Linked DNA regions of Homo sapiens: regions 1 and 2 are each linked to region 3. Evidence: read pairs that join two places in POLR2A ChIA-PET (ENCODE). Cell type or tissue: MCF 10A. All regions are shown on one strand. Each heading gives the region's core, and the rest is flanking DNA. Links, peaks and the distances in the headings are about the cores only. Region 1 has its middle 110 kb from the start of ADRB2. Region 2 has its middle 16 kb from the start of ADRB2. Region 3 overlaps SH3TC2 (SH3 domain and tetratricopeptide repeats 2).

The links. ChIA-PET counts read pairs that join two places held together with the same protein. Peaks named below come from ENCODE experiments on the same cell type or tissue, not always from the same donor. Only the 100,000 strongest peaks of a DNase experiment are listed, where the experiment ranks them.
Region 1: POLR2A ChIA-PET joins it to region 3 with 5 read pairs; 2 of 35 experiments call an interaction of 5 or more read pairs at or near these places.
Region 2: POLR2A ChIA-PET joins it to region 3 with 5 read pairs; 3 of 35 experiments call an interaction of 5 or more read pairs at or near these places.

What each region holds. Positions count from the first base shown.
Region 1 is chr5:148,935,428-148,941,938 of GRCh38, reverse strand. No RefSeq gene overlaps it. Among named protein-coding and RNA genes, the nearest start is that of ADRB2, 110 kb to the right of the region's middle. In MCF 10A, for the core only: no CTCF peak of the experiment used is centred there; a DNase peak (open chromatin) is centred at 3,198.
Region 2 is chr5:148,807,244-148,813,754 of GRCh38, reverse strand. No RefSeq gene overlaps it. Among named protein-coding and RNA genes, the nearest start is that of ADRB2, 16 kb to the left of the region's middle. RefSeq lists enhancers at 4,163-4,212, 4,263-4,312 and a silencer at 4,603-4,682. In MCF 10A, for the core only: no CTCF peak of the experiment used is centred there; a DNase peak (open chromatin) is centred at 3,794.
Region 3 is chr5:148,983,393-148,989,903 of GRCh38, reverse strand. SH3TC2 (SH3 domain and tetratricopeptide repeats 2) reads left to right here. Exons shown (of 17, transcript NM_024577.4): 17 at 1-6,511. Among named protein-coding and RNA genes, the nearest start is that of MIR584, 76 kb to the left of the region's middle. RefSeq lists an enhancer at 4,728-5,927. In MCF 10A, for the core only: no CTCF peak of the experiment used is centred there; a DNase peak (open chromatin) is centred at 3,093.

The sequences.
Region 1 (6,511 bases), core at 1,495-5,494, 49 kb after region 3:
AGAAGGGAAGAAACACCTTAGTTTCTCTTTTCCTCCCTCTAGCTTTTCACCAGTGCCTCCCATTGACCAAATCTGCCCAGAAGCCAGTGGGCAAGGAATCCTGGGAATATAGTTTCCAGCAATGAACAGAGCAGGGAGTGCATTTGACAGCAAAGTGGCAACAGATAGCTTTATGAATACCTCTTGGTACAATTGTTTGTGTTTTTCTAGCACAGGCAATGCCAGGAGTGGGGTTACTCAATCATAGGATCATATACCTTTTAATTTAGTACATGCTGCCAAATTGCTCTTCAAAGTGGTTGTACAAATGTACATTCCCACTAGCATTGTATGGGTGTACCCATTTTCCAACGTTTGCCAGCACTCAATATTAACAAATGTGTTCATTTTTCCTAATATGATTAGTATCTACACTTATTTCACCCTCCACACAGCCAATCGTCCAGGCAGGTCAAGGCCCTGGGGGTGCTTGCATTACTCTATTCCAGTCCTAGGAAAGAGTCAAGACAGGGCTTTAGAGCTTCTTTTCAAAAACCCAACTCTAGGGGCTCTGGAGCTTTCACCAGTTCCTTTTGTTTCAGCCTATTTTTGTCCCCAAAGGATTTATGAATTAGATCTCTGTTTATTTTCATGATGTCCCAGGGCCTTGGAGGAGGTGAGGACTAGGTGTCCTTGGCACACCTCAGGACTTAGGCAGGTTCTCTGAAGTCCTCATTGTGATGTGGCATCTCACCTCTCTGGGAGCTGGCCACAGTAGTTTTTCAGTGGCCACCAGAGAGTGGCCAGTATAAGGAGGAGAGGGTGGAGGCAGGTATAAGGAGTGGAGGAGGGTGGTCAGTGTATTGAGGAATTACTAGTCAAAAGATGTGGGCTCTGCTCTAGTTTCTGCCATTAAGTAATCCTTGAGAACCTCTTGCTTTGGGTTGCATGTGCCCTTTAGGGGCATAGAGGAGACCTCCTACTATCCAGGGAACTCCTACTGCCAAAGTTGGAAGAACCCTCTGGAATCATCTCATGCAGACCCTCTCATTTTACCAGAGGGAAACCTAGGCTCAGAGAGGGAAATGGACTTGCCTAAGAGGTCAGCTTGAGCTGGTGGTAGACCTTGAACTAGACTCTCCACGGTAGGTTGAAGAATGCACACATCCCCACCCCACCTACCAACCTAGCCATGTCCTAATCTCAGGAACCTGTAAATAATACCTTATCTGGAAAAATGGTCTTTGCTGATGTGATGAAATTCCCAAGAGTTTGAGAATTAAGAGATTATTTTAGATTATCCAGGCAGGCCTTATATGCTATCCCAGTATCCTTACAAAATAGAGGCAGTTAGAGATTACTGAAGCAGACAGTTGAGTGAAGCAGCCACAAGTCAAGGAATGCTCACAGCCACCAGAAGCTGGAAGAGGCAAAGAAGAGTTTCTCCCCTTGAGCTGGTCCACCTTTGGGCCCAGGGATAGTGATTTCAGATTTCTAAGACAGTGAGAGAATAAGCTACCAAGTTTGTGGGAATATGTTACAGCAGCCACAGGAAACGAATTCATTCTCCATCTCCTGGTTTCTCCTTCACTATACTAGCTGTTTCTTTATGTTTTCTTTAATTACCCACTTCCACAGTTCTCTGCACAAATGAGATCAGAGGGGGCTTTATATTTGCCTTTGAGTTTCCTGACCTCAGGATCCCTTCCCTGACCATTCCTTTCAGCAACCCCCTGCATGTCATGTTAGGGGCCTGGGTTTCTGCAGTAATACCATGAGCTGAATTGGGGATGTATGGCTGCTGAAAGACTGAAGGTTGTCGGGTGTTGGGAAAATAAGTGCCCATGATCAGGGCTTGTGGGAGACCTGGGTTCTTGTCTGAGTTCTGCCTCTAATTTGCTGTGTAACCATGGACAAGGACATTCACAGTTCTGGACCACAGCTTTCCACAAACACAAGACAAAGAGGTTGATCCAATCAATTTTCCGAAAGGGTAGTTCACATAATACTAGTGGTATCTGAGATGATTTCAGGCAGTAAAATGGTGAGTCATTGAATAGCACTGATTTGCAGAGTCAATATTCCCTTTCCAATTCTGAGTCAGTTCTTCCTCAAGGAAAAAGTCTTAGGTTAATGCTAACATCTCCTTAACCACATTTTAAAATGTGCTGATCTCCCTTTTTATTGAAATTTGAGTAGACTCCAGGCTGAAAGCCTTTAGCAGGTGATAACCATCAAATTTAATAGAACTATTTTTATGATGTTTGCACTTTACAGTTACCTTCTATTTTTGGCAAAGTATACTTGTTTTTCATTTCTAGTAGTGTATCAATCAGGATAAGCTAGGTTATATCCTGGTGACAAAACACTCCAGCTATCTCAATGGCTTAATACAACAAAGTTTTTTTCATGCTCATAGAAAGTCTGTTGTGGGGCCACATGACCCTATAGGCCTTAGAAAACCTAAGCCATTGCTTTCACCAGAATCCCCTGTCCAAACACAGATTGCTGCCCCCTCCCGCCCAGAGTTTCTGACTCAGTAGCTCTTAGGTTGGGCCAGAAAATCTGCATCTGTAACAAGTTCCCAGGTGATGCTGTTGCTGCTGATTTGGGAACCACACTTTGAAAAACTACAGCTCTACAACAACTACTCTCAGCTGGTGACTTAGCAATCCAGGTACAAGGTGAATCCTTGAGCATCTCCACCTGGAACATGCAGCCTCCTTGTCAGAAGCAGCAGCACTGGAAAGATTCCCAGTAGTAATTAATTGCTCTGGCTGGCTGGGAAGTGACACAAGTCTCTTCTTCCCAGCCAGAACCATCATGAGGTGCCACCTAACTCAAGGCAGAGTTCAAGGAGGAGGCGGGAGGTATAGGGAGTTATCATCCTCCCAGGAGCCTCGAGAGACAAGAGGACTGAAGAGGGTGAGCAACTGGGGAGAAATCTCATCTAAAACTAGGCATTTTAATAACAGACAATGATTAAAAATGTCCTTTAAAGAAAAGAGTTCTTAAAGCAAAATGTCACTTAAAGAAGAATTTAAGGTAAAGAATGGTAGAGAGGGTATGTGCTATGGCAAAAATAAAAAAGCGGGTATGAAAATGGGCAGTCGGAAAGGTCTGTCATCCTGTGCTCCTATTGCACTGTCATAGTCAGTGACAGAGACTGTAGAAATTACCCTGCAGAGATCTTCAGGCCACGCACTGCTGCCAGGAATCTCCACCTGAGGTTTCCAGGAGTTACAGCCTGGAGGGATGCTGACCTCATATCTCCTCCCTTTCTGTGCTCAGAACTTTCTATTCTCTCTTCCTCTTCTTATACCCCATCCTCTATTGTCTATCTCAACATGTTGGAAAAAACAAAAAACAAAAACAAAGACAAAGGATGATTGAATACTTTTGTCCCCTAGGTAACAGCCTTTTGTTAGTCACCACCAGCCTTCATACCTGGCTGACTCCTTTTCCCTCAGTCTCCCATGGCTCCTGAAAATATAAAATGAGACTATGCTTTGGACAGAAGAGGCTCAAGTGTTTTGGAATAAAGCCAGAATGTGGATCAGCTGGGGATAGAGTTGGGGGAAAGAGAGAGAAAGAGAGAGAGAGTGAGAGAGAGAGAGAGAGAGAGAGAGAGAGAACCCTGACTCTTGTTCTTGGTGCTCCATGTTTCTTTCCATTTCTCATATTTTAAAATAGGCACTTTGGACAGTGTCTGTCAAGCAGCATGAATAACGCAGCTTCACAACAGTAAATGGTGTTAGGCTCAAAGCCTGCCAGTCTGCGGCGGACTCCAGGCCTGGAGAGGGGTCTGGGGGAGATGACTGGTGCCTGGGGAGCTGAGAGTAGCAGAAGCAGTTTTGTTTGGGAGGAGGTAGGCATGTGTTGAGATTCTGGCTCTATGCCCTGTTATATTCCAGGAACAACTGCTTGTCATTTATATCTGTGCTCTTTCCCATGCTTTAGAAGGAACTGTTTATGAGTAAAGAGTAAAAAACTATTGGTAAAGATGTCATAGGTACAAAAGCCGTAGAAATCAACTTCAAGCCCAATTCCTTCATTTGACAAACAGGTGCATAGTGTATTGGCTTTCTATCACTGTTGTGACATATTACCATAAACTAATGGCTTGAAGCACACAAATTTATTATCTTGCACCTCGGTATGTCAGAAGTCCAATATGCATCGCATTGGACTAAAATCAAGATGCTAGCAGGGCTGCCTTTCTTTCTAGAGGCTGCCTGCATTCCTCGGCTCATGGCCTCTTTTTCCATTTTCAAAGTGAGCAATGCAGAGTGAGTCTGTCTCACATCACATCACTGTGACCTCCTCTTCTGCTGCCCTCTTCTGCTTTTAGGGACCCTTTTGATTCAGGTAGACCTACTTGGATAATCTAGGATACTCTGTCTTAAGGTCAGCTGCCTAACAACAGTAATCCATCTGCAACCTGAATTCTGCTTTGGCATGTGTCATACCATATTCTTAGGTTCCAGAGATTAGGGTGTGGATATCTTTGGAGGCCGTTATTATATCTTCCACACATGGGATCCTGGAGAGTGCCAATGACTCATTTGAGGCAGAGCTAGGAATACACCTAATACTCAGTATTCTTCCCACTCTACAACACTGTTTTTAATATATAAGGCATAGAGCAGAGTGGTTAAAAGTACAGGCCTTGGGGTCAGATAATCAGGGATCTGGGCTCAAGATTTAGCTCACCCTTGCTAGTTATGAGAACCTGGGATAATTACTTAAACTCTCAGCACCTCAGATTCCTCATCTGTTAAGCAGGGAAAATATCAGCTGCTTAAGGTGAAAGATCAAGTATGAAAGTCCATGAAAAATGCTTAGCAATGTTTTCAGGACACAGCACCAGTCAATGATATCACTTAGTATGATCTATAATGAAACATTATACTTGGTTCTCCTAACACCCCTTGTGAGAGCATATAAGTTATCATAGCCATTTGACAGATGTGGAAACTGAAGCTGCGATTGTTAAAATGACTGGAGAGAGGTCGTTTAGCCAGTTGGTGTTGGTGAATCAGGTCAGGAACAAGGTCTATGGCCCTTCAAACCATGACATCCTGCCACTGTTTAACTTCCGGTATGTGATCCAAGAAAGAGGCTTGTCTGATTTTTTTTCTAAACCTATACTAGAGGAAAAGACCCTTTAATCTTTTTAGAAATGTCTTATATAGTCCTCACACTCATAATATTCAGCTGCATTCCTAATGCAAAATACACCGACGTTAAGTTCATTAGCTTCTCCCTTGTATAAACATGCTCTGGATTGCTGTGAAGGCAATATTCTTTCATGCAGTTTAAAGCAGTTTTTAAGCCACTTTGTCCATGGCCTCATGCCCATAGCTCCTGCCCATTGTCCCTGGTGAGCTTGAGTGAAGCCCTCCATAGAATATATAAACCTAATCTTATTGGTGGGAGTCTATCTTTTAGATAGAACAATATGTATTTATTTGACCATTTATGTATGCAATAGCAGTTACTGATATTCTTGAGTACTGATAAATTGATACATTAAGACATTGTAAGCTTTTGGATTGTGAATGTTGGGTTATTTTAGAGGCCTTGAAAAATAACATCTCTCTTCCCTGCCCAAGTTCAGAACTGAGTGTCAGGTAGATAGTGGAGTTAGATTGGCAAAGATCAAAATGTCATCATTCTTGCTGATTCAAGCTAGATTGGGGAGTATTGCTTAGCTGTGGGGCTGAATGGGCTTGGAAATGCTCCCCACCCAGTCCTGGAAGGCATGTCCACCAACGTCTTCCTGGAGGGGACAGCATGGGCCCAACAAGCTTTCTGCATGGCTCTGAGCACAGACCAAATGGTGGTCTCATTTCCTTTGGGAGGCCATCCTGAGAGAAGAGAGGGTACCCAGAACCAGAACCTCAGATCTCTTCTCCTAAACTGATCAGTCAGATAACTCCCTTTTCCACCTATGAGGAGGGCTATTGGAAGAGATGTGACAAGTGTTTTCTAGATGAAGTTCTTCCACTTAGAGATATGGGTAATGAGGAAGACAAATTCTCACCTAAAAGTGGGAAAGGAGTAAAAGGATATTCTGTATAACTAACTGGTTACAGCCAGTTCTCTGGGAATTGTTCCCAGCCCATGGCCTAGGTAACCACTATATACTGAAGAATGTTCGAATCTGGGCAGACCACATGTGGAGTGTCTGTGTTGCAAAGGAACAATAACTGAATATTGATAGTGACAAAACGCATCCAAACCCCTGGTTTGGCATCCAAGGCTGGTGCAAGCTGGGTTCACAGAAGTGGATGTGAAGATGGGGCTTGTAGTGGAAAATGTTTATACGAATCAATACCTATGAAAGGACTGGGGAGGACACAGTACTAGGCAGATGAAGAAGTTGAAGCAGGCCCGACAAACCCTCAGACAACCCAGTAAGGAGTGAATATTGTCCTTCAGTGTCACCCACAGAGGGGCAAGATGGCCAGGCCCTCAGGGCACCACCTCCTTCAGTTGCTGGAGGGGACTCAGGCCAGGCCAGGGGCTC
Region 2 (6,511 bases), core at 1,400-5,399, 180 kb after region 3:
TTACCACACTGTATTTTAATCATTATTTTAGAGTGTACTCCCTATGAAGAAAAAGTTTATTGCAGAACAATATGTCTTGTTATATTGGCAGCAGCCTCACACGTCTTATTTTACATGTCTCTTAATTGCTTAATTTTCTCTTGATCTTGATTTAATCTCATGTTGTTTTGTTCATCATGGCCCCTAAGTGTACAAAACCCACTGTTAGTATTGTCAGTAAGAGGCCATGTTGAAGGATTGACCTGGAAACAAAATTAAAAGCGACTAGGGGCCACAGAGGTGGAAAATCAGTCTTGGTTTTCACTTGCCAGTCAGGCGTGTCCCATTCCACCAATGCTGCAATCTTATTTGAGATATGGAAATAAAAGGCTCACTCCAACCATGGTGTTCAACTTACTGCTAGTTATGGATGGCTTAAATGAGGGGTGTCCAATCTTTTGGCTTCCCATATTGGAAGAAGAATTGTCTTGGGCCACACTGGAAGGAGGATTGTCTTGGGCCACACATACAATACACTAACACTAACGGTAGCTGATGAGCTAAAAAAAAAATCGCAAAAAATCTCATAATGTTTTAAGAAAGTTTACAAGTTTGTATTGGGCCACATTCAAGCCCTTCCTGGGTTGCAGGTGGCCCACGGGCAGCAGGTTGGACAAGTTTGGCTTAAACAATTCAAGAATTCTTACGTATTACATAATGTGAAAGCGAGTGGTGAATCTGTGAGTGCTGAAGCGAAGGCAACTGAATAATTTTTGGAAACTCTTAATAAGTTGATTGTGGAGCAAAATTACTTGCCAGAGCAAATATGGATGAAATTTCTCTGTTCTGGAAACATGCCTGAAAGGACCTTCGTCCAAAAGGATGCCAAGTCAATGCCAAGTTTCAAGGCTTTTCCTTAAAAGGAACAGCCCTGGCCGGGCGAGGTGGCTCACGCCTGTAATCCCAGCACTTTGGGAGGCCGAGGCGGGCGGATCACGAGGTCAGGAGATCGAGACCATCCTGGCTAACACGGTGAAACCCCGCCTCTACTAAAAATACAAAAAATTAGCCGGGCGTGGTGGCGGGCGCCTGTAGTCCCAGCTACTCGGGAGGCTGAGGCAGGAGAATGGGTGAACCCGGGAGGCAGAGCTTGCAGTGAGCGGAGATGGCGCCATTGCACTCCAGCCCGGGCGACAGAGCGAGACTCCGTCTAAAAAAAAAAAAAAAAAAGGAACAGCCCTGCCTGGGGGCTATGTTTCAGGCTACAAATTGAAATCCTCTGTGATCTGGCACAGTGAAAACCCCAGGGCCTTCAAGCATATCAGTAAGCACACACTGCAGTGTACTACAGGAATAATAAGTTATGAATGATCCAGCTCCTCTTCCAAGATGTCCTCCTTAAACTTTGCCAGTGAAATGGAGAAGTACTGTTTGGGGAATAATATGCTTTCAAGGTTTTGCTTATTTTTGATAATGCTCCTGCACATCCTTCTTTTTTTGGTTATCTTCATTCAACGTCACACTGTTGTCTCTCTCTCCAAGCACCACCCCTTTGTTCCAACTAATGGATCAAAGAGTTATAGCAGCTTTTAAGGCCTGATTACTACCTGAGGAGGACCTTTGCCTAGGCTATTGCTGCAAATAAGAAAGATCCTTTTTAAACACACTGGTGCAATTCTGGAAGGATTACAACATCTATGGCAGCATCAACAACCTTGGTTAAGTTGGGGGTGAAGTCACCAAGGAGTGTGTAAATGCTATCTGGGAAGAGATATTGAAGACATTTGTCCATGACTTCAAAACATTGCTAAGGATGAGGATGTTGCAAAAAAAAATATTCACAAGGCTTTAGTTGAAATGGCAAACAACTTTAAGCTGGATGTGGAGGAGGATGATATTGAGGAGGTCACAGATGTGGTCACTGAGGAATTGACTAATGACGAGTTACTGGAACCAGAACAGAAATGCATAGCAAGAGGAAAGGAAACTACAGGAGAAAAAAAGAAAAGCCCCCAAGGATATTCACAGTGATGGGTTTAGGCAGAAGCTTTTGCAGACCTCAACAAACTCCTTAAAACGTTTGAAAATGTTGACTCCAACATGAAATGATTTTCATTAGTAGAGAGGAATGTTCATCGTGCATTATCTATTTACAAGCAAATCTATGATGAATAAAAGAAACAAACCAAACAAACCACCATGAACACATTTCTGAAAAGAGTGACATCTCAAGAAGAGCCTCAGGCAGGTCCTTCAGGAGGTATCCCAGAAGAAGAAGGCATTGTTATCACAGGACATGACAGCTCCCTGGGTGTTATTGCCCTTAAAGGCCTTCCAGTAGGATAAGGTGTGGAGATGGAAGGTGCCGATTTTTATGATCCTGACCCTACATAGGTCTAGGCTAATGGGTAATGGTGTGTTTGTGTCTTAGTTTTTAAAGAAAAATGTAAAAAGTAAAAAATAAAAATAACATTAATATAGGTAAAAGTTTATAGAATAAGGATATAAGGAGAGAAAAAAATTATCTTCCTCTGTATTTGTGTTTCAAGCTGTGTTACTACAAAAGAATAAAAAAGTTAAGAGAAATTGTTTTTAAAGTAAAATAGTTACAATAATCTAAGCTTATTGTTGAAGAGAGAAAAATTATTTTATTTATAAATTCAGCATAGCATAAGCAAACAGTATTTATACTGTCTATACTAGTGTACAGTAATGTCCTGGGTCTTTACATTCACTAACCACTTCCTCATCGTCTCACCCAGAGCAACTTCCACTCCTGCAATTGCCATTGACGGAAAGTGCCCTAAAATGTGTACCATTTGTTATATTTTATACCATATTTTTACTGTACCTTTTCTATGTTTAGCTACACAAATTCTTACCATTGTGTTGCAGTTGCCTACAGTATTCAGGACAGTAACAAGCTGTACAGGTTTATAGCCTAGGAGCAATAGGCTATAGCATACAGCCTAGGTGTGCAGTAGGCTCTGTCATCTAGGTTTGTATAAGTACACTCTATGATGTTGGCAAAATGATGAAATCGACTAATGATGCATTTCCCAGAATGTATCCCAGTCACTAATTGGCACATGACTATATATGATATTCTGGAAGGGGCAAAACTATGGATACAGTAAAAACAGGATGTTTTTACTGTATCCATACTGAGGACTTTTCTCATGGCCCCATCCTGTTTTTACTGTATGGACCTGGGCCTGGGGAGAGGGAGGGATGAGTACATGGATCACAGAAGAGCAGTGAAACTATTTTTAGGGCAGTGAAACTATTCTGTAGGATACCATAATGTTAGATGTAAGATATGTCACTCTACATTTGTCAAAACCCTTGGCATGTACATCAAGAATGAACCTTAACATAAACTGTGGAGTTTGGATGATTATGATTTGACTGTATAGGTTCGTCGATTGTAACAAATATACCTCTTTGGTGTGGGATGTTGCTAGTAGGGAAGGCTGTGTGTGTGTGGGTGTGTGTGTGTGAGGGCAGTGAGTGTAAGGAAAATCTCTGTATTTTCTACTCAGTTTTACTGTGAACCTCTGCTTTAAAAAATAAAGTCTAATATTATTATTATTTGAGACAGGGTCTCACTCTGTCACCAGGCTGGAGTGCAGTGGTGAGATCTTGACTCACTGCAACCTTTGCCTCCCGGCTAAAGTGATCCTTCCACCTCAGCCTCCTGAGTAGCTGGGACCACTGCATCCAGCTAATTTTGTATTTTTTGTAGAGATGGGGTTTCACCATATTGCTCAGGCTGGAAGTCTATTATTTTTTTAGAAAGGTGGCTCTGTGCCAGCTGATCTGAAGCAATATTTAAAATACATCAAGAAGTAAAAAAGTGAATTGTACAAGTGTGAGTAGCATGTCTCCATTTGTGTAAACAAACAGTTGTATGTGGCATCTATCCAACATAAATGCTCACCATAGGAATATGTGTATATAAATTCAATAAATTAGTCTAATGTACAATGACATTTTATGCTGTAGTTCAAAGAATGAACTAGATATATATGCTGGTACATAAAGATCTCCCAGATATGAAGTAAGAAAGGTTGAAACAAAACTACGTAAAATATCGCCTTTTAGTATAAGTAACACGTGTTTATATTCACAAACATATTTTGGAAAGTAGAAGCAATTAACAACGTATATATAACATAGGGGACTAGGGACTGGGGCATGGGACCTGTGGAGCGGCCCCGACAGTATACTTTTACTTTCATTTTGGTACTCACCTGTTTTGTTTGAGTTTTTACTATGACTACTATTAAAAAGTGCAATTCAGTAAAAACAAAACCGAAAATCAAAACTAATGCTCCACAGATTTCTTGAATATAGTGTCATGGCCACAAGAGTCCTTTCCTTCATCTCCTCTTTTTTTGGGTGGAGAAATTGAGAAGCAAAAGTTAACAAACTCAATAATAAATCTGTGACTATAGCGACCAAGAGTGGGGGTGGGGCAACGATGTGCCGCAGATAACAGCAAAGAAGTAAAAGTAGAAATTGTTAGAATTTTTAGTAACTTGGAGGGGAAAAGAGGAAGGATGTGAGAAGAAACCAGGAAATGAAAATAAAGATGGCAAAAACTTGAACAAATGAGGAAGGTGCTAGAGAAAAGCCTGAGCTTGCTCAAGCAGTTTCTGGGGCTTATTTTTTGTCCTGAGTGTATGTGACTGCATGTCTCTGTGTATGTCTGCTGATGTGGCCGTTTTTGACAGCCTGGTGGATTAACAGGGCTATAAATCATTCTGTCTCAGAGTTGGAGTGCCCTGAGGGATTACTTTGCTCAGCAGAGCGCCACTTTGGCAGAGGGACCTCAAAGGCAGACAGACACCAAGGAGGGTGGGAGGTCTTGGTCCCCACCCCGGCTGGTGCTGCTCCACTTCTGGCTGCTTTCTGTATCCTGCTTCTGCGTAAATTTGTATTTGTGCAAATCTTCCATTGCTGAAAAATATCCACTGACATACCAACCCTTTCTTAATACAAACAGGGAAACAGGTCCTTAGTGAGGAAAGAATTTGAGAAATATCACAGAGGTAGTAGGAGAAACAGGTCTAGAATATATGGTTTCTGACTCTCAATCTCTGTTACTGATTTATTTTACCTTTTAGCTGAGCCAGAAAAGAAAAGGAAAAGGCCTGAAGGGAAGTTTAAATTTCAGTGGCTTAAGTGGAAAAGGGGATATTCCTAGGGAAAAACAATATTAGACTTGCAAAAACCAATAAGGAGAAAAATTATCAGTAACTATAATAGAATAGACAAAAGAGGAAAATTGCACTCAAATATTTTCGCGGGTGAATTGAACCGTAAAACTAATATTTAAAGATTCAAATGTCAGGGATTTAAATAAATTTTGCCAATGCAACCAAAAAGTGTAACAATTTGATTACCTCTTCTGGGTCAGTCACTTTGCAAGGTGCTGTTGATACAATGGTGAGTAATTCAGACACAATTGCTGTCCTCAACGGTCTGCAGTTGTGTGTATAGTTTGTTGGTTTGAACAAAACAAGAACATGCAATTGCTTATATGAATGATCCTTCAATTCACTCTTGAGCTGCCAATTATTTGCAAAGCTCAGCAAATACTGATATGCACTGACTCATAAAAAGATGTTGGTCTCAGCCTCTGTGAAGTTCAGAGTCAAGATTAAAATCAGCCACTCAGGGGAGCCTGTTGAGGAGGAGAGACCTAAAGTACTTCTTACTGGTTACTGGAAAATGGAGGAGAGACTGGGTAAACAGAGCAGCCACGGGAGCAAAGCAGAGTGTTGCTAAGAGGGAAGGGAAAGAGGAAGAACAGAGGCTACTGCCCCTTGGAGGGCTCTGACATGCTGATATGCTTCACTCGGCTGACATGCTGAGTGAAGCAGCAGGTCAGTGACCAACAAGCCCTGAGGATGCAGCACAGACCCTCAAAACCCCAGAATCCTAAAGCTGGGACTGCCATGCAAGACCCAGGAGTCCAATTCTCCCTGCACAGATGAGAAGCCTGAGGCCCACAGGTGGGAAGTGGCTTATAATTGTCACATGCAAATTGGAGGCAGTGCAGGGATCAGAACCCAGGACTCACAGCTGAGGACTTTTCTCATGGCCCCATCCTATCCTGTGAAAGGAACATGACAGTAACTAAAGACAGGATGTTTTGAAGTCAGATAGACCTGGATTTGCATCCCAATTCTGCCACTTGCTGCTGACTGTATGATCTTGGGAAAGTGTGTCTATTAACCTTGGTCCCTTCATCTGTAGAATGGGGATTGTATAAAGGCTTGTCTCCAAGATAACCATCCTGGATTCCTTGTATCCTTCATGCACATGCCATTGCCCCATCAAGAAGTGGAGTTTATTCTTCCACCTCCTCGAATGTGGTCTGACCTGTGACTGCTACGTCCAGTGAATTCAGTGAAAGTGAGGCTGCCAGTTATGGAGCTAGGCTTTTAGGGGACTGGCAACTTCTGCCTGTCTCACCAGAACTGCTTGCTCTGGGGAAAGTCCTCCACTATGTAAGAAGTATACT
Region 3 (6,511 bases), core at 955-4,954:
GTATCTCATTTTTCCCCAGTGCAGGTGGATTGATTCATAGGGACATTTCCCAAATGTCCTGGTTGCTATATAGTTCTTCTCTCTCCGTTCATTCCAGCTGCTTCTGAATACCAGATTGTTGAAGCTCTTGGGTCCCTGTGACTCACTCTATCCTGGGTCACTCTCCAGATCCCCTTGAATGAGTGGTTCCAGTATTCATGTTCTGGAAGAATGGCATAAGATTTTATCAGACTGTTTTATTATCAGTGCAAACCGGACAATACAGAATTGTACCAACATCTGCAGCAATATACATAGGTGGTCTGAAAATGTCAACACTTTGCAATCCCCAAAACTCACATGTAAGTCCTTCCTTCAGAGTGATTTTCCAAGGTACACAGTTCTGCTGACCAAGGTATAGCTCCTGCCAAAGGATTCAACAACTACAATGTGATTTCTGGATGTGAATGAATTCAGATATTCCTCAGCCATATTTATGCTGGTTAAGGTAGACCTAGGTTCAAATCTTGTCTCAAAGTGCTTAGTATCTGTGTAGCATTAACAAATCACTTTATCTTTCTGAGCTATGGCTCTTTCAACTGTAAAATGGGGATAATAAATACCTATATAGCAAAGTTATTGTAAAATTAATGAATTAATATGTCTAAAGCAGTTAGCATGGTGGCTGGAATGTAATAGGTCGTTAATAGATTATGGCTATTTTTAAAACCCATGACTTGAGCCTGTAATCTTGGAAAAAAGACTCAAAAAGGGAATTCAATGACTCCAAAAGGAACTCAAGGAAATATAAAGAAAATACGTTAAAAAACAATGACAATAGCAAATTCTTCCACAATCCAAGACATTGTTTTGTGTGTGTTGTGTGTGTTATATGAGTGTGTGGTTGGTGGTTGTTTTTTTATTTCCTTCATGTCTGGGCTCAGTAGGGCACAACTAGACCAGATAAGGGAAACATTTTGAGTGAGAGAGAAGGTTGCTTGCAAATGACATCTCAAATCCAAAGAAGAAAGCAAAGTGATAACCCTTAAACATTAAAGTTATGGGGATCGTGTTTTTGAACCATGAGGTGGAACAAGTGACATAACAAACCACCCCAAAAGTTTCTGATTTAAAACAGCTTATCATCATCTGTTGGTCTGATGGATTGACTGGGCTCACCCGGGCAATTCTCGCTTGGGTTCTCTACTGTTGTTGCAGTCCAATAGTGGCCAGAGCTGGAGTCATCAAAGGCTCCTCTGGGCTGGGCATCGAAGATGGCTTCCTCACGGGGCTAACAGTTGATGCTTGCAGTTGGTTGGGAGCTCAGCTGGGGCTGTGATCAACTGGAGCCGTGAGCCATGTCGACTCCATGTGGCTTGGCCGTCTTACAGCATGGTGGCTGGTTCCAAGAGAGTGCATTCCAAGAGCTAGCATTCCAGGAGATTAAACGGGGAGCTGCAAAGCTTCCTATGACCTGGCCTCAGAAGTCACACAGTGTCACATCTGCTATATTTTATTGGTTATACAAAGCCAGCCTAGAGCTGGTATAGGAGGGGATTACTCAATGGCATGAGCACTGGGAAGCCTGGTTCACTTGGGGCTATCTTGGGGACTAGATAGTAAGGCAGCTTTACAAGACCAGATAACATTCCCATCTGGGGTAGGATTTTTGATAATGATTTTCATGTCCATGGGAGAAGGAGTAAAGATGCTTTGTTACCCACTTTTCATAAAATCTAGCTTGTTCTCTTGAATCTTCCACCACTCAACTTCTAGCCTGTGTGCATAGAGTTTTTATTACCCAGTAAGGCCAAAAGAACCCAGCCTTGTCCTTAAGACATGCAGGAAAAATATTAGGTAAGTCACCTTCTCTGTCTCCAAGTGGGCAGATGATATGACTCTCTGTCCTTGGCCAGAGGAGGTGCAACAGCATTCTCGGCACTTCCTTGTGGGTATCTGGAGAAGTGGCCAAAGTGGAGATGGCTCACCTTTAGGTGCACTCACTATGTAAGCTTACTCTGGGCCACAGAGTGGAGATTTTCAGATGAGAAGTTTCATGATCTAAAGAACACACACACACACACACACACACACACACACACACACACACACACAGATTTTGAATGAGGCCTCGAGTGAGGACATGACTTGGTGAGCTTCCCATGCTTGTTAAGTGGTGGGAGAGTGACCACAGCTTTGTTCTTCTCAGTCTTAATCTGATGATCTTCACTGAATCACTCCACCACACTCGTTATAAGGTTTCCCTTTGTTTCTGTAGTCATTCCTGGCACTTAGTTATTTCAGTGTTTATATATAGTGAGACTCTTTGAAAATGCTATAGGTGAGAAACCCAGCCAAATATGTGGAAGTCTTATGGAATATGCCCAAGACTATAGATGTAAAGACCATGCAGGTCTGCTGTGGGATAGAAATGTTAGCTGGAAGCTCAGCCTGATCTCTCATGAATAAGGCCTGGGAGAGTTTCAACACCTTATCTCCTCAAGTTTACTTACATACTCAATAAATAGTTGTTAGATTCCTTCTATGTGCCTGGCACTGCCCCAGGCTGTAGCAATAGATCAATGAAAAAAACTTATAAAGTTCTTGTCCTCTTGGCACTTGCAATCCAATGAGAATATTCCTGAACATTCCCAATGGTGACAGATAGAACCAATCTTTGTTCAGAACAAAGACCATTGGCAAAAATGTGCTTTTTCTCCTCTCCCCACAGAGGGGTTACAGTGGTTAAAATAATTTAAATCAAATTAAATTTAGAAGCATTTGATTTACACATTTCTTCTAAAGTGTGAGACTAATAAGATGATTTTGGAATGGATCTAAAATAAAGAATTTCAGATTAGAGAATTAAGCACAATGAACTACCATGAAATACATTAGCTGGGGAATTAATATTTCATTTTCCAAAAATCATTTTAGAAACAATAGCTCCCTGGCATTGAACTGGAGTCTTTGAAAACTCTGCCTCTCCTTGGAATTCTTGATATGACCTCATATTATTGCATTGTTAAATAATCTCAGCATTTTTTGGGTGTAACTGTTTTAACAAGTTAACACTTGATGCTGTTTATACAACGTGTCCCTTGGAGGAGCAAGACAGAACAGGACTGGGAGATTACAGCATGGGAATGGGATTTAGGCTCGTCACATTTGGTTGACTGAGCAATTCTTATGCTCTGATTTGGCTTATTATGATGCCTACAAGTCACCCTAACAAGTGGCTTAATAATTTGTCAAAAAAGGTATCTGTCATGTACTCAAACCTGTTGTGTATGAATAATCTAATTGAAGTTCACTTTTAAAATGATAATTCAACAAGCATTTATTAAGAACTTACTGCATTCTAAGCAATGTAGTTGATGGAGGTTGCTACCCTGGCAGATCTTAACTCACAAAGGGTCAGAGAAACAGCAGAAAAATGAGTGCTATGATAAAAGTAAGACAAGGAGATGTAATAGGGAGTGAGTGGGGTTACCTTGGCTTTCCAGGGCTTCCGTTTTCTCACTAAGTCTATCATTTAGAGCTGGGACCTAATGGAAGATCTCTAAGGTTCTTTTAGTTCTAACATTTAGTAATCACATGATTTGTGCTATTAGGTTTTTAGAACAGTCACTAGCAATGTCTGTTTTTTAATTAGCACAATATTTAATTGCTTTCTGATTTCAGATACATTTTTTTTCTCTTGTTCTTACAAAAACCCTGCAGAGATGAAGAAGCTGTGGTTTAAGGCAGTTATGTAACATACCCAAGTTCACACGGGCAGTAAAATAGGCTATTAAGCAGGGCCTTAGTGAGTGAAAATTGATTATAATTGGATCAAAACAGCCTTACTTAAAGAAGTTGAACTAATGAGTTCTAATTTCCTTTTAAACACCAAGATTCTGCATTTATGTGTTTTTCAAAAATCACCCTAGAGATGATACTCTGTAAGTCTCATGTCAGAAAAATGATCGAGTGGTATCTATAGGTTACTTTGCTCCCAGCACAGACATGAAGTCTTTTGAGCCCTAATGGAGATATGATAGTGGGCCAAATCTATATAAAAATGACATTCCACACATTGAAAAATAAAAGTGGCTATTGCTGCTGGGAATGCAAAATGAAACAGCTGTTTTGGAAAATGCTTTGATAGTTTCTTATAAATTAAACATACACTTACAAAGTGATCCAGAATTGCTACTCCTAGGTATTTATATCAAAGAAATGAAAACTTATGTATACAAAAGCCTATACACAAATGTTTAGAGTGGATTTATTCATAGTTGCCAGAAATTGGAACAACCCAATGTCTTCAAACTGGGAAATGGATAAACAAACTATGGTGTATTCATACAGTGGAATACTACTCAGTAATAAAAAGAAATGAGCACCCAATACATGCAACAACTTGGAGTTACATCAAATGCATTATGCTAATTAGAGGAAGTCAGACTTAAAATGCTACATACTGTATATAATCCATATGGCATTTTAAAAACTACAGGATCAGCAAACAGATCTGTGCTGTGAGTTGGAGGAAGAATTGATGAAAAAAGACACAAGAAAATTGTTTGAAGTGATGGAGCTGTTCTATATCTTGATTGTAGTAGTGATGGCATTGAATGCATTTGCCAAAACTCATAGAACTCTGTAACTAAAAAATAATGAATTTTATTATATATAAATTATACCTTCATAACAGGGTACCCTCAAATGAGTAGTAATATATTTTTGCGTGTGTTTTGATTTTAAGTGCTTTGAGTGAATAGTTTTTTTTTTTTCCAGAAAAGTAGCTCATTCTTATTCAGTGTTTGTTTTCTGAGGATGTCAAGTGGAGTCAGAACCAATAAAAGTTCTATCAAGAAGAGTCTCAGTTAACCAGATTAGCTTGCCCAGGTTGGTGGAACCATGAAAACCAGATTAAAAATAATGGGAGTAATCTTCCATTGCTTCCATCCCTAGGATTCACTTCCTGTCCTGTTTTATACACTTTGTAAATGGTACCTCTATAACCCATTATGCTTTTTGGCATCATTGCTCACTTTGACTATTTGCAGATTACAAATTATTTGAGGTCAAAGAAGTGAGTGGAGTACATAACCTTCAAGGTGAAGCAGGAAGCAGATGCCTCCTTCTGAGTATAAGTTCTCTTAGGTCAGATACTGGGAACAAATTTGTTTACAGCACCAAGCACAGCTCTTTGAGGGTTGGAATACCCACTAAACATCTAAGCAAATGTGGACATTTACCCTTCAGGGATACATGCTGACAAATTCCTTCCTATATGCCAACCTGAAAGACCAACCTTGGAGATATATGAAGCATTGCCTAGTCCAGAGTGAGGCAGAAGACTGAGTCAGGGGTTTCGACTTAGTCAAGGAATGCTCAATTTTCACCTTTTCCCTCTTCCTGCATACCTTCCTCATGAGTCATGAGCCCAGACAAGGCCCCAGGGTTTTTCCCAATATAGTTCTTCAGGAAGTCACTATAAGTCAAGTGGAGTTGGTATTTATATGGCATTTGTTCCTTTTAAAATGTATTTTTAATTGATAAATAATAATTGTATATATTTATAATGTATAATGAATAAACTGAAAAATTCAATAGAAAGCTTCAACAGTAGGTTCAATTAAGCAGAAGAAAGAATAAGTGAACTCAAAGACAGGACACTTGAAATTATCCAGTCGAAGGAACAAAAAGAAAAAAGAATAAAAGAAGTCTATGGGATCTATGGGAAACCATCAAGAGAACTAATATTTACATAATGCAATTTCAGAAAGAGAAGAGAGAGATAAAGGGACACAAAGCCTATCTAAAGAAATAATAGCTGAAAACGTCCCAAATCTGGGAAGTGATATCAATATTCATGTACAAGAAGTTGTATGCAGGTTCTTTTCACTTTGAGAAACAGAAGGTGAAACTCAAACTGGCTTAAGTAATTTTAAAAAAATGTATTGGTTCAAGTGACTTAAAAACCACACTGGTTCCAGGAGCAGGTTGATAGTACCTCAAAGATGTCACCATCTCTTGGATGTGCTTTCCCTGTTCATTCCTAAGCTTCATGCAGTTTCAGGGTGGTGACCAGAAGTTTACATCTTATCTTCCCTCTCCCCTGTGTTTGACTGGAACAGAAAAAAGAGTGTCTTATTCCCTAGCACTTTGGACAAAAGCTCTGGACATGATGGCCATTTGTGACAGGGAAGTAGAATACCATTATTTGACCAGTCTGGGACATCTGAATTCAGGGCTAGAGAACACAGACAGGGGCTAATGGGGTGCGGGGTAGGGGGAAGGAAACCCCAAAATAGGAAGCTAGATTGCTGTTACTGGAAGGGGAATGTGCACTTCAGCAAGATGAAATCAGTATGCAATTCAGCTCCCACATATGCAGAACTGTAAAAAAGGGAGCTGCATTTGGTTTCTTGGGACCTCCACCTGGATAAACTGAGTTCGGGGGTTCAGCATGCATCTAACAAGATGCTCCTATTCCCAGCAAATTTTTTCTTGGTGCTCCTTGCTATCTCCTTTTGAGCTA